Regions from separate parts of the Homo sapiens genome. Here regions 1 and 2 are each linked to region 3. Evidence: chromatin contacts called from ENCODE Hi-C or POLR2A ChIA-PET data. All regions are on one chromosome and are shown on one strand. Each heading gives the region's core, a stretch centred on a gene start or an enhancer-like site at or near the end of the contact. The rest is flanking DNA. Distances are from core to core; before and after follow the strand shown.

Region 1 (4,993 bases), core at 1,832-4,331, 72 kb after region 3:
TTTATTTTTATTTTTCTTTAAATATCTCAACATTTAATAATTTTTATTCTAACTAGGGAAAAAGTAATTTTAAAAAAGAATCACTCTTCAAATTTATGCCATACACTTTATGCCATAGGTATGGAATTCTCATTTTTACGTCTTCCAAAGGCAGGAAAACCAAAGTGACTCCCTTGGTTGAGAAAGTGAAAAAAGCATTTAAGTACTAGAAAGGGGAGATAGGCCAGGTGCAGTGGCTCATGCCTGTAATCCCAGCACTTTGGGAGGCACGCGGATCACAAGGTCAAGAGACCAAGACCATCCTGGCAAACATTCTGAAACCCCATCTCTACTAAAAATACAAAAATTAGCCGGGCATGGTGGCGGGCGCCTGTAGTCCCAGCTACTCAGGAGGCTGAGGCAGGAGAATGGCGTGAACCCAGGAGGCGGAGCTTGCAGTGAGCTGAGATGGTGCCACTGCACTCCAGCCGGGCAACAGAGCGAGACACCATCTAAAAAAAAAAAAAGAGAGAGAGAGATAAATGTCTCCCAGATTACCATTGTCTAAACCTAACCTTAGGTCAAGTGTCACAAATCGCACCTATTAGAAAAGGAAAGGTCTCTTTTGGAGGCACATGCAGGAAGGGGTTGCTTTGGTCCCACTGCTTCTTCCCTGCTGGCGTTTTTGGAGCTCCCAGCTCTCAGCTCCGCAGGTTGTTAGCTCAGTCAGTGCCTGGCCCCTCATAGGCTGTCATGAGTATCTTGCAGATCGAGAGAAAGAACAAAAATACAAACCATGTGTGAGCAAAACACCATTTCATTCCACTGGCCCTTGTTACAAATGCAGCTAAGATCTGCTTCTATGCATCTTAGACGTCTCATCCCTTGTTCCTAGCAAATATCTTTGGTAAATTTACAAGTTTATAAATTGCTTTTAATTTTATCAAATCAGAAATTTGTCTTGCTCTTAATTATATGAAAAGGATGCTCCGTTTCTCATATAATGAGAGAAATGCGACGTTAACCTTTCTGAGTTATCGGATTGGCAATGTAAGCCATAGCTGCAGGCTGCAAGGGAGCCCGTTCCTTTTGACGTGTGACATGTGACGTGTGACGAGTTTTACGTCTAGTAATGTAGCCTACAGGTACACATGCACACAGCTGAAATGACGTGTGCAGTAGGTTTCCCTTAATGGACAGCTCCTGCGTGCCAGTCTCTATTCTAAGTGCTTTACCATCATGAAGTCATTTAATCTCCAAAGCAACCCTGTGAGGTAGACATTCGGAGACGTTATTATTATCCCCACGTTACAAATGAGGAAACTAAGGAACAGAGATGAAGTAATTTGCTAGCAGGGGCAAAGCCAGGTTCCAGACCCTGTTGTTCCAGGGCCCTTGCTCTGCTCACCTCAAGTAGTTGCTCCCTATGTGACCAAGGATAGAGCACTATTTGTGTAGTCGTGTGCTGCAAAATGACATTTCCATCAGTAGCAGACCCCATATTCAATAGTCATTGCATAAGATTCTAATGTCGTATTTTGACTGTACCCTTTTTATGTTTAGGTGTGTTTAGGTACACAAACACTTATCATTGTGTTACAGTTGCCTACAGTATTCCATACAGCACCATCCTGCACAGGTTTGTGGCCTGGGAGCCGCAGGCTGTACCCTATAGCCTAGGTGTGGAGTAGGGGTACCATCTAGGTTTGTGTAAGCACACTCTATGGTATTCACAAAACAACAAAATCACCTGCATTTCTCAGGAGGTATCCCCATAGTTAAGCTACACATGACTATAATTGCCAAAGTTTATAAACAACCTAAACGTCCATGAGTAGGGGATTGTTTAAGTAAACAACACTACATCTCTCCTGTGCAGCCATGGAAGGATCATAAGGATACACTGTTAATGGAAAACTCAAGGTGCAGAAAGTGCTAGCAGGTGTGTTACCAAAAAGGATGGGGAAACATATGTTCATATTTGCTTGAATAAGAATAAAATGCTTCAGAAATGATACACAAGAAACGGGGAACCAACATTGCCCATGGGGAGGGAGACTTCGTCATATGCACTTTTATACTTTTGCATTTCTGAGCCATCCTTGTATATTACTTATTCAGAGACAAAAATCAAAACCCCGAGTACTACTGCTTTTTAATGGGGTTTTTTGACCATACAACCACTTTATTCATAGATTTTAAACATTAAACTTTTAAAAAGTTTTAATGTTTATATATGAACAGGTAACATATGTTGTGGTTTTAACAAAAAGTCAAACAGGCTGGGCGCGTGGCTCACACCAGTAAATCCTACACTTTGGGAGGCCAACGTGGGAGGATCGCTTGAGCTCAGGAGTTTGAGACCAGCCTGAGAAACATAGTGAAACTCTATCTCTACCAAAAATACAAAAAGTAGCCGGGCGTGGTGGTGCACACCTGTAGTCCTAGCCACTTGGGATGCTGAGGTGGGAGGATGGCTTGAGCCTGGGAAGTTGGGGCTGCAGTGAGCCATGATCGTACCACTGTACTCCAGCCTAGGCAACAGAGTGAGACCCTGTCTAAATACACACATACACACATACACACACACACACATAAAGTCAAACAGAGAGTGTAATAATAATGAAGTCTCTCTTCCATTCCAGTCCAGCCTCCTCCCATGAGGCTGCCTGTCTGCTGGGTCCCTGGGAATTCTTCCTGCTCTCTTTTTCCACACAGTGCACACCACTGACCCTGAGTGTGGAGCAGCCCCTCTTGTTTGTCCCACCAAAACTATATCTGAAAATAAAAATCCAGTTTTGGTGACCAGGCCTTTTGTGGGTGTTTTTGGAGACATCCTCTATAATTGAAATAAACTTCAACTCAAATGATAGCCTCTAGAGCCCTTGGTCCCTGTCCTACCATCATCACAACCCCAGCCAATCTCAGTGCACCACTTGGTGGTTAAAGTGCTCGGATTCCTTTGTGGTCGGAATGTGGCTGTAACTGGACCCTAAGGAGCTGAGGAGAGTCAGAGGTTCCTCACCAGGCTTGTTTTCTGCACCTGCAGTGGTGAGAACAACTTCCTGTGTCACTGCTGCAGCGGTGAGAACAACTTCCTGTGTCACTGCTGCAGCGGTGAGAACAACTTCCTGTGTCACTGCTGCAGCGGTGAGAACAACTTCCTGTGTCACTGCTGCAGCGGTGAGAACAACTTCCTGTGTCACTGCTGCAGCGGTGAGAACAACTTCCTGTGTCACTGCTGCAGCGGTGAGAACAACTTCCTGTGTCACTGCTGCAGCGGTGAGAACAACTTCCTGTGTCACTGCTGCAGCGGTGAGAACAACTTCCTGTGTCACTGCTGCAGCGGTGAGAACAACTTCCTGTGTCGCTGTCACCACACACGTAGGCTGGGTTAGGAACTGTGTCAGGGAGGGGGAGCTGCTGTGGGGCTTAATGAACCGAGCCCTGTGGAAGACCGTGTGCTAGAAATGCTATGCTGGGGATGCTGTTTCATGTAGGAGGGCCTTGCTTACCTCTTCCGGCCCTGTCCAGGCTAAGGGAGGCTTGGGCAGTACAGAATCTGACTTGGGACAGTGTGCAGGCTCCAGCCTTTTGCAACCTAGTACTTAGCCAGTTGAGGCTGTGGTTAAAATGAAACAGGGCTGCCACATGCCACATTGTGTAAATGGGTCAGTGTCGAATGCCATTTCGAATCGCACCAGTGGGGCCAGTCCCGCCTGTCTTTCACCTGCCCGCCCACCCACCCAGGATGGTGTGGATTACAGCCTATGGGCTTATGGTATGAGGATGAGCAGGAGCTCCTGTTCTGGAATTTAGAAACGCTAAGAGATTTCCAGAATTGGAACAAAAAGTAAAGTTGTACTGGCAGAGGGGCCTGCATTGCAGAAACAGTGCATAGGCAGGTATGTAAAGACAGACAGGCTGCCATTTAGAGCCAGCGGGTGGAGTAGCGAGCATGGGCAGAGGTAAGTGTTGAGAAAACACAGTCAACAGCAAAGAATCAGAGCAGTATTCTTCCTCCCCGAAACCATTCTGATTGCCAAGAAACCCCATGGCAGGAAAGGAAGAGGAAGCAGGGATTTTTCAGCCAACAGAGACATTGAGCCAGCAATGGCCCTGTCCCCAGCTTGGGTCGCAGGAGACAGTCATGAGGGCCCACTGAGGGGGTTCACAGCTGAACATGTGTGTGCATGTGTTTCCTATTGAGCCAATCCAATTAGAAACAAACATTGAAAGGCTGGGGCGTCCGGGAGCCCCGTCAGCATGAGCAGCTGTCCTTGGGCAGGTCACACTGGCCCCTGGCCCCCTCAACTATGTGGGGTGATGACCTTCTAAACAGTAACCCTGCTCTGAATTCTGGGGATGCCGTGGTTAAAAAAAAGAAGAAGAAGAAGCTTAAACCAGTGGCCAGCAGCAGAGTCGGCCTGCAGATAGGCGTTAATTAATTGCATAGATGCTCTTTGACTTACAAATTGCAAGTTGACTTATTTCGATGATATTTTCAACTTATGGTGGATTCATCCCAACATAGCCCCATCATTAAGTCTAGGAGTGTACTGAATGCATCTGGCTTCCACACCATTGTAAAGTCAAAAAATTGTAAGTCAAACTGTCATAAATTGGGGACTGTTTATAATGTGTTTTATAACATCAGGAATTCACCTGGAAATTGCTACCAGGATTTTCACTTTGCTTGATACCTGAGAACAGACAGCTGCATGGGCCATCGCTCCCTGTGGAGCTGTCGGTGGGGCGGGACCCCAGCTGCCCCCATGTTGGCTGGGAGCTCTCCCATCAGCACTGTCTTTCCTGTGTCTGTCTGTCTCTGATGTCCCCCATGGAGCCTGGTGTCTGTCTACTCATCCCCCTGCTTTCAAAGATGTTCTTCCTCCACCCAGCTTCTGCAGACATTTGGGTTTTTACCAGCACTGCTATCCCCCAGAACATCCCTCACTGTCCTGGGCTAGCTGTGGAGGAGAGAGCCCAAGACTGAGTCTTCCCATGATCTAGG
Region 2 (4,428 bases), core at 1,018-3,517, 94 kb before region 3:
CTGGCCTGTCAAGGGGAGAGCACAGTGAGTGACAAGAGGATTTATTTCCACCAGCCAGAGAATGGCTCATAATTTACAGCCCGCTGAGCCAGCCTCTACCACGGCATTAGAGCCTTCCTTTTGTAGACAGTAATAAATTGTCTTATCCCCGGTGCTGACATAACATGCTCCTTTTTAAGTGCGCCATAATTTTCATTTTTAAGGGAATATTCATATTGGATGGCAGAGCTCATGGGCATCTGAATACTTCTCTGGAGAGAAGCCTTTTTTTTTCTTTTTTAAAAGAAGATATAATTCAGCTCCTAAATGCCACTAGCAGGGATAGGCTTGACTTCTAAAGCGACATTAGGGGCAGAATTTGGGGACATTGTAGACCCTTCATAGACAGTGACTTGCCCCTCATCAGTAGGCATCAAAAGGATCAAGCCCCTGCAGGATGCACGTCCTTTGACTGTCCGCCTTGCTGCCTTTGCACGATGGTGGCCAGGGAGCTGGGGCGGCCTCGGGCTTTTCCATCCCAAAGGACGGGCTTCCCCGCCACCAGGGGGACTCACTCCCTTGAGCTCCCCCTGGCAGGAGGGGCCTGGGGGTGACAGGCAGACAGTAAAGGAGTCTGAAGCCTGCCCGGGGGGTTCCCAGCTTGGGATCATGGGGCTGCCGAGTCCGGGCACCGTGTCTCTCTCCTTCTGCATCCTCCAGGGGGCAACAGTGCAGCCTGCTGATCCCCAGTGAGCGGTTCTCCCCGGGGCACAGTCCTGGAGGGGGATGCCACAGATGGTCCCTGGTCACCAGGGAGTCCTCGGGCCTGTCTCCTGTTTCTACCGACCCGTGGGGATGGGCCAGCCGGGGTGTCCTTCTCCCCTCCCGTCAAGGTTCTTGTGCCTGGGTCCTTATCTGAGGATGCCCTCACGGCGTGGCAGGAAGAGATGGGGCCGGGTGGCTGCCCAGGCTCCTCCCTCTGCCTTTGCCTTGTGCCTTCACAGCCACCCATTCCAGAACCCTAACTGTTCACCTGACAAGACCTCAGGCAAAGCCCTGGCTCCCTCGGAGGATCGGGGCTTTCTTGTTTGTAAAACAGGACACGGACTTTAGGAGCTCAGACACGAATGCATGCAAAAGCCTTACAGAGGGTTCAGGAGAGGTGAGTTTTTGTCTCCTCCTCTGCTCCTTCTTTCTTCACTGCCTGTTTCCCTCCTTTCACCAGGCACGTAGGGGAAGGAGCTGAGGTCCCCAGGCTGTGCAGTCCTTCTAGGTCTGGGCTGTGGAGGGAGAGGAGAGGCTGGCCTGGGGGTCTCTGCTGGGGGAGATACAAGTCCGGCCTGTGGGGTTGGCCAGCCTGGGGCATGTCTGTGTTAACTCAGACACACCCACACAGACACTTCCAGAACCAGGCATGTTTACAAGTAGCAATGAGGTATTGCTAAACCTCTGGCCTGATGAGAACAGCTCTCACATAATGCTGTCTGAGTGCCAGGCCCAGGTCCAGGCACTGTACACTAATTCATTTAAGGTGGACACAAATATGCCCATTTTATGCTCAGCTGGGAAAACTGAGGCCCAGAGAGGTCAATGGACTCATCTGAGGTCAGGCAGCTGGGAGGTGGCCGAGCTGGGATGAGAACCCAGGTGGTCAGGGCTGGAGCCTCTTCCCTAGCCACAGTGCCCCTCTGCCTCTTCTCCTCCTGCCTGAGCAATCCCACTTCACTTGGACCATCCCCTGCCTATTCCAGGAGACAGGACTTGAGTGTCACTTCCCCTCCTGCTGTCTTGTGGCCCTGCCATGCACTGTGGCAAGTCTTCTGTTATCTTCTGCCTGAGAGGCCGTGACTAAGAAGGTTCCAGACTTCCCGTCTATCAAAGGTGAGGACTGAATTAGACTTTCTTCTTGACAGTGGTGATCACCTGTGACCTGTGACTGGTACATGCTCAGGAGGGAGTATACTGTTCCACTTTGCTGATTTCTAATGAAAGATTACTTTTACAGGATGGAGGGAGAAAGGGCTCCGAAGGAGAAGGAAGAAGAATAAGGGCATTGGCCTCAGTCCAGATGAAAAGACCCAGATGCAAAATTATTTGGGCCACATATGTGTTGTTTGCTTATCAAATTTTCAACCTTTGAAAAATCACAATATTGGATGGTGGGAATCAGTAGCATTGCTGGAGTTCCTGTGGGTGGCAGGAGTTGGACATTGTGGCAGGTGACCCTGCAAAGGATAAACACAGAACCTGCAGAGGGTAAAGGATTTCCCAAGTCTCACTCCTGGAGGGAGGGGCACAGGCATGAGCAGCCTATCGGGCCCCATGTCATGCAGCTATGTTCTCTGCTGCTGGTGAGCTTGGCATCGAAAGAAAACATAGCAGGAATGATTTTGTCTGGGTTGGGGATTTGGGGGAGTTTAGACTATAAATAGTGAGGAGGATATAAAAAGCCTTAAGAGGATTTTTGGAAGCCCTAAATCCACCACATAGACCAAAGCAAGTTAACAGGAACCACTTCGGTTTTAGTGAGGTCTAAATGTGACTCAGCATAGTGCCCTCCCCTCCACTGTTCCCTTCCAGCTGTCGTGGTTCACGTGTCCGCTGTCACCACAACCCTTGCCAGCATCTGCCAAACCAAGGGCACGTGTGTCAGGAGGTCTGCTGCCAGCATGCCAGCTGCCAGGTGCTGCCTAGCCTTGAATTACGGCCTGGCTCACTCCCTAAGGGAAGGCATCATTGGCAGCCTCTTCTGCAGCAGAGAAAACGGAAGCATAGGAGGGTAGGTGCCTGGTCCAGGGTCACACAGCCAGCAAGTAGTGGGCTGGATTCCACACTCAGCCGAGGCCCACTCTGCTGATTCTAGCATAATTTCTTCAGGATCACCTTTTGAGTGGACCTCAGCTGCGTGTGGGAAGGAACCTGCTTGCCTCTGTGCCTTGCTTCTTGGACACCTGCGGTCCCAGCCTTCTCTTTTCTGTGGGCCCTTATTTCATTTAATACATGGACTCATCATAAAACCCCTTTGCACTCCTGTAGCCCCAGCTCAGGAAGCCTGAAGCCCACCCCGGTCACCGAGGTGCTCAGAATCGATGGAGATCCAGAGTTGAAACCTCCCTACGTTTGGTCCTGTGTCCCCAGGGTCTGCTGCCGGCTCCTAGATACCTACAAACAGGTCTTTACTGTTGACTCTTTTAGGAACATCACTGTGGCCTAATAGTGAGGGAGTGACATTTAGGATGATGGCCGACCATCTCATTTATAGGAAAAACCCAGGGCTCTAACACATATTTTAAAAATCACTGCACTGCTGGCACAGCCCTGCCACCCAGCATTGTATTAGCCAACTCCTTCCCAAGGCTCTGGGAGAGGCTGCAGTGGGAACATTCCAGATCAGAGGTTCTGCCTTGTTTAAATAGGGGTGGAGCGAGATTGCCAGGTCTGAGGCTTCATCTTGCCAGTGAGAAATGGGGGTGCAGGGAGCTGTTTTAGATGGGGGTGCAGGGAACAGCTGCTGAGGCCTCACCGTGAGTCACACACAGGGCTGGCAGTGAGGCCACAAATCACAGTTGGGCCCCCAAACATAAGGTCCTACAGCCAGGGAGAGCCATTCTGCCTGGAGACCGAGAAGAATCCAGTCAGGAAGAAATAGTGGAAGCTAAGGTGCCCGGGCCTGAAGGGCCAGTCCGTCTGGGAGCAGCAACTGGCCCTATGGTGGGACAGGAAGAGCAAGAAAAACAGTGCCAGCTTGCTAAAGGCCGTGCCCCTGAGTTTGATCTCCACCCTGCTGGCTGAGAAGACTCACTGATGGTCTAAGTCGTCTCATGGGAGTGCCTGGGAACCAAGACTCTGGAGACGGCAGGGAGGGTGATGAGGGGCAGCGGCTGGAGCTAGAGAGACCACCTGGGAAGTGAACACCACAGACAGTGCGACAGGGCCCTCGGCTAGGGTGGGAAGCCTGGGGACGGGTGAGGGAACTGGTGAGAGGTGGGAGTCAGGCCGAGCCCACACTGGGTCAGGGCATGAAGGCCACAGCATGCCCTTGAGGCCAGGGTCTGGTCCGGGTGGGGGTGAGGAGGTTAGAACAGGCTGCTCTGGATTTCAGAGGCCACAGAGAGTGGAGATATTGAGTAAGGAGGTGAAGATGTGGGACCCAAGGTTCCCGGCCTCTTGAAGACAGCGTGGGGCTGCGGGTGCAGGTCAGAAGGCCTTGGAGGCCAGGTGGGTTGGAGCTGTGGGAGTGCCCCTCCTCCGCTTTCCACCCTTCTTGGGATGGAGTCCAAATTCTTGCCAAGGCTGATGAAGCTGTCACAGCCTGGCCTCTGGCCGTGCCTCTCATCCCCTCTCCCACTACCCTCCTGTCACTGCCAATGCCCCTGCTGCCCTGCCTGCCCTCTAGCTCCTCCACCACACCAGGCTTCCTCCTGCACCAGGGCCTTTGCACGTGCTGAT
Region 3 (4,666 bases), core at 125-2,624:
TCCATCTGGCTCAGAAGCCTGCTGTCCTGTCCTGCATCCCAAGCTGCCGGCTCTCACTGGCTTCCTGTGTGTGCCTGGGCCATGCACTTCTGTTCTCCAGCCCTCATTCCCTAGCGGGGAGACCGTGAAAGGGTCAGCCTCGATGTCAAACCTCTAGACCATGGCTAAGGCTTTTCCAGGTTTTGTATTGTTCTTTGAAGAATCAACAGGACCCGATTATCAAAGAGAGACCTGTTTAAATATGTACAATCATTTTCGGTATTATTTAGGTTTGGCAAGGCCAGCAGATGAGGAGACCACTGCCATGCATTGAAAAGGTGGTTTGTTCCAGTTCCCAAGAGGATGCGTCCCAGTACCGTATGTGGGGCCACACAGAGAAGCAGCGGGTTCTGTCAGGAGGCAGGAGAGAGGGGAAGACACGGGCCAGAGGCCTTGTGGTGGTTTCTGTGGGAAGGAGTGGGTGAGGCAGAGAAGGCAAGTTCAGAATCAGCTAGGCTGAATAATTTCAGCAGACTCAGGGGAATAGGGGCTGTCCCTAGCTGCCTGACACCTGGCCTTGGGTGGTTAGGTTAAGGGAGTAGTGACCTGGTGTGTGAGAGCCCATGATGGAGGTGGCTGGGGTGTAGACTCTGGATTGGTTGGCTTGCATGTGAAAAGCACACTCCTGATGGGTAGTTTACTATCCCGAGACCCTGGGTAGCGCCTGAAGGAACAGTCTCCCCAGGGTCAGCAAGCCCCAGATGTCAAAGCATCAGATACTGAAAATACAAGAGGAAGGGGAGAAGATGGATGATACCAAAGTTATCCCAGACGCAGTACCAGGGCCAGGGCCTCAACTTAGCTTTTCATTAATCTTCTCAACTGCCTTGGCAGATAAATATTGTAGAAAACATGATTTAGAGAGGCTGAGACTATGGCCCAAGGTCATGCAGAGCCGACATTCCGCTCCAGGACTCTCTGACCCCAGCTGTCTTCCCCCTACCATGAGCTGCTCTGTATCTTGCCAGGGGCCATACCCTTGCCACACCACACTGCCAGCCTCCCACGCTGGTCACGGCCCTTCTCTTGGAGGTCGCTGGCTGAGAGAGCTGCGCACCTGTGTCCGTGACACAGCTGTGGAGATGGGACGCCAGACACATGGACCACAGACTGGGGAACCAGTCTCAGTTATCACGGGACCTGACCTGGGACAGACCTCATCTCCTGGATCCAGGGCTGCATGCAGGACATGCCCATAAGGAGCGTCGCTGGCTACAGCTGTGTTTCCACTGTAGAAGGAGGTGGAGTGGCTCCATCAGGGCATCAGGAACAGAACAGGAAGCAGGAAGAGATTTGGCTTGGTGATCCCCCGCGCGTCCCCACACACTTCATGTCACGATGGCGAACGTAGGTCTGCCTTGACAACTCGGCAGACCACAGCTCCCTGGAGCTCCTAGAACAAGGCTGTCCTGTGGGGGCATAGTTAGCAATTTGAAAGCCGTGTCTATTGTCTTAGGTGATAATGAGGGTTGACAGAAACCTTTTAGGATTGTAGCATTTCTAAGTAACTGTTGAAACCTTACTTGGCCCGGAATGGCTGCTCATAGAACAGAATGTGCTATAGTTTTACTGAAAAAAACAAAACAAAAACAAAACATAATTCTCTGTGGACTTACTAAAATAAACCCAGGGCTAATGAGCAAAATGTGTTGGGGAGGCCTATTTGTCACACTCAGGAAGCGACAGTCTAATTTTATTTGCTCCTGTTCATTGCTTCTGCATTGCCATTCATTCGCTGAAGGCAAAATACATTACTTCTCAATAAACAAAAGTGGGCCCAGCGTGTCCCGCTCCCTGCCTTCCTCCAGCCGTTATCCCCCCGGGCAGGAGGGCTGACTTGTATTGATGTGCATGTGTGCGTGTGTGTGTGTGGGTGTGTGGGCTTGTGGGTGTGTTCTTCCCATTGCTCTTAATGTTGAGCTTCCTAGAAAGTTTTCAGGGGAAATGCTGTGTCTCGTGCTGACTGGGGCCGGCTGCATGTTGATAGGTTCACCTTGCCTTATACAAACCTGCTATTTGGAAAGTCGAGATATAAATTAGAAGCAGGCGGCCGGGTACGGTGGTTCATACCTGTAATCCCAGCACTTTGGGAGGCCGAGGTGGGCAGATCACTTGAGGTCAGGGGTTTGAGACCAGCCTGGCCAGCATGGCGAAGCCCCATCTCTACTAAAAATATAAAAATTAGCCAGGCGTGGTGGTGTGTGCCTGTAATCCCAGCTACTCCAGTGGCTGAGGCAGGAGAATCGCTCGAACCTGGGAGGCGAGGTTGCAGTGAGCTGAGATCACGCCACTGCACTCCAGCCTGGGCGACAGAGGGAGACTCTGTCTGAAAAAAAAAATTAGAAGCAGGGGAAATGGAGGAAAGACAGGTCACTACGGAAAAAAAGTGGCTTTGTTTTTTTTTTTAGCTTCACTAAGTGAGTTGTAAAATCATTCATTTCATCAAGTTCTCCCAGGGCATTTAAAATATTATTGGGTTTAGGAGATTTTATAGGAATGCACGTATTATTTAAAGCAAGGCAAACTGGTGTGATTCCTTCCTGGATGGAGCTTCTGTGGGCAGCTGCAATTGTCAGTGGGGGGATTGGTTCCCATAGCACCCCGAGTTCTTCCCTCAAACACAAAGGCACCAGGTTCTCCAAAGCAACCATCTTCCTTCCACTCAACACTCCTCCCGCCTCACACCCACAGACTCGTCCTTAGAGTGGACTGGGCAGGCGGGTTCATTGTGCCACGCTGTGCTCTGAACCCAGCATGCCCAAAAGCAGTCCGTTAGCAAGCTGACCATGGGGAGTTCATTGCCATCAATGCCATCAAAACAATTTGCCCAAATCAAATTTATACCTGACATTTTATAGTAAATGGGCCTTTCTTTTCTCATTAGAGAAATCATTACTGTTTTTCTTCTCCTTGGCATTTCCAGAGAGCCATTCACATTTAAAGCTCATGTTGGAACAGCAGGCTTCTACTGAAAATATTTACCTTTTCTTTGTTGGCAACTTGTCAGTGTTGGGGAAAATAGATGCTTCATTAAGATCTAAGCGCGTGATGCTTGCTTTCCCACACATCAGTCAGTCTTTTTCCAAGATGAAAAGCATGGTGAGAGGTGTTGGGAAATCATTCTGGTCATATGTTTTTATGTATTTTTGGATGTCTTCTGGCATCCCGTTCTTCTTGTTCAAAAATAGGCATTTCAACACCTATAACTTGTAGAGAGAATCCTAGAACAGGATCAGCTTCACCACTTAGAGCATCAGAATTGGTCTTGACCCCCGGGTGGCCAGTGAGGTCTCCTGCCCTGGAGATCCATGGCTGAAAGTAAGGGCAAAGAGAACCCTGCTGCCATTTATCCAGCAGTTCCGGGGCCAGGGCCTCAACTTAGCTTTTCGTTAATCTTCTTAACTGCCCCGGTAGATAAAAATTGTAAGAAACATGATTTAGAGAGGTTGAGACCATGGCCCAAGGTCATGTGGAAGCGAGATTACACCCCAGGACTCTCTGACCCCACTCTCTTCCCCTACCGTGAGCTGCTCTGTATCTTGCCGGCGGCCACGATCTTGCCAGCCTCTTGCACTGGGCCTGGCCCTGACCCTTCTCTTGGAGGTTCCTGGCTGAGAGAGCTGGACACTTGGGCCCAGTGTCCCTGACACAGCCATGGAGATGGGATGGCAGGCACATGGACCACAGATTTGGGAAAGACCCCACTTCATGTCCACCCGACCCCTCCTCTCCACCCAGAAAGGACAAAATACAGTGAGCTGATGCCACAGCCCATGTGAGCTGGGCCTAGAGGTGGCTCTGCCCTGCCTATAAAAGGGGGAAAGGAACTTACAATAGATGCCAGCAAACCCAGAAACCCAGAGAAGGTTGGCCCCTGTTACGACTCCTTTGATCTTCACAGGGAGGTGAGCTCTTGCTCTATTAAAATTAAGAACCTCTGTTTGTCTAGAGCTACCATAAACACAGTGAGAAGACCAGGCATACACTGGGAGAAGATTTTTATAACCTGCATTACCAACAAAGGATTAATTCTCAGTACAAGCAAAATTAAACAATGTATCACTTAAGCATATATACAATTGTATTAAACTAGTAGTATTTAAAAAGCAATGGCCTGCGAGGTGGGCGGATCACCTGAAGTCAGGAGTTCAAGACCAGCCTGGCCAACGTGGTGAAACCCCGTTTCTACTAAAAAGCACAAAAATTAGCCGTGTGTGGTGGCGGGCGCCTGTAATCCCAGCTACTTGGTTGGCTGAGGCAGGAGAATCACTTGAACCCGGGAGGCGGAGGTTGCAGTGAGCCGAAATGGCGCCACTGTCCTCCAACCTGGGCAACAGAGCGAGACGCCATCTCAAAATAAATAAATAAATAAATAAATAAAGGCAATGGCATGAATAATCCAAAAATTCTGATCATTTTCCTCTGAGAAGCTGGGGGTGACAGGGAGGACACAGAAGTAGAGGCCCCCAGTGGGTCACGTTCTTGTTCTTGCATTGGGCTGCAGGGTTCATGGGTATCCGTTTTTTTATTAGGCTTTATAACTAACGTGTATGTGACATACAATCTTTTGTGCTTATCAAGTCATGTGTTTTTAGAAAACAAAAAGAAAAACCAATCAGTTATTGTT

Evidence for each region. A loop is a pair of places that touch in the nucleus more often than their neighbours do. ChIA-PET counts read pairs that join two places held with the same protein, here RNA polymerase II (POLR2A). Pooled maps may share reads with other maps.
Region 1: a loop to region 3 is called in a map with no recorded cell type, with 8 times the contacts of the local background. The contact joins the promoter of PCSK6-AS1 here to the enhancer-like site in region 3. A Hi-C loop is called at or near these places in 1 of 37 single-sample maps with no recorded cell type and 4 of 50 pooled maps. POLR2A ChIA-PET finds 5 or more read pairs at or near these places in 6 of 52 experiments (H1, activated B cell, activated CD4-positive, alpha-beta T cell and 3 more).
Region 2: a map with no recorded cell type shows a loop between it and region 3 (6-fold over the local background). The contact joins two enhancer-like sites. A Hi-C loop is called at or near these places in 6 of 37 single-sample maps with no recorded cell type and 4 of 50 pooled maps. POLR2A ChIA-PET finds 5 or more read pairs at or near these places in 2 of 52 experiments (K562 and activated CD8-positive, alpha-beta T cell).

The regions. Positions count from the first base shown.
Region 1 is chr15:101,332,525-101,337,517 of GRCh38, reverse strand. PCSK6-AS1 (PCSK6 antisense RNA 1) reads right to left here and starts at 3,081. Exons shown (of 3, transcript NR_132373.1): 1 at 3,005-3,081; 2 at 581-740; 3 at 87-491. The region is part of intron 13 of PCSK6 (proprotein convertase subtilisin/kexin type 6); the gene reads left to right. RefSeq lists a silencer at 3,304-3,363.
Region 2 is chr15:101,498,335-101,502,762 of GRCh38, reverse strand. No RefSeq gene overlaps it. Among named protein-coding and RNA genes, the nearest start is that of PCSK6, 11 kb to the right of the region's middle. Within about 2 kb of position 2,267, at least 9 of the 41 ENCODE cell types and tissues checked have a DNase peak (open chromatin) inside an H3K27ac peak, as active enhancers do.
Region 3 is chr15:101,403,464-101,408,129 of GRCh38, reverse strand. The region is part of intron 6 of PCSK6 (proprotein convertase subtilisin/kexin type 6); the gene reads left to right. Among named protein-coding and RNA genes, the nearest start is that of PCSK6-AS1, 71 kb to the right of the region's middle. Within about 2 kb of position 1,374, at least 2 of the 41 ENCODE cell types and tissues checked have a DNase peak (open chromatin) inside an H3K27ac peak, as active enhancers do.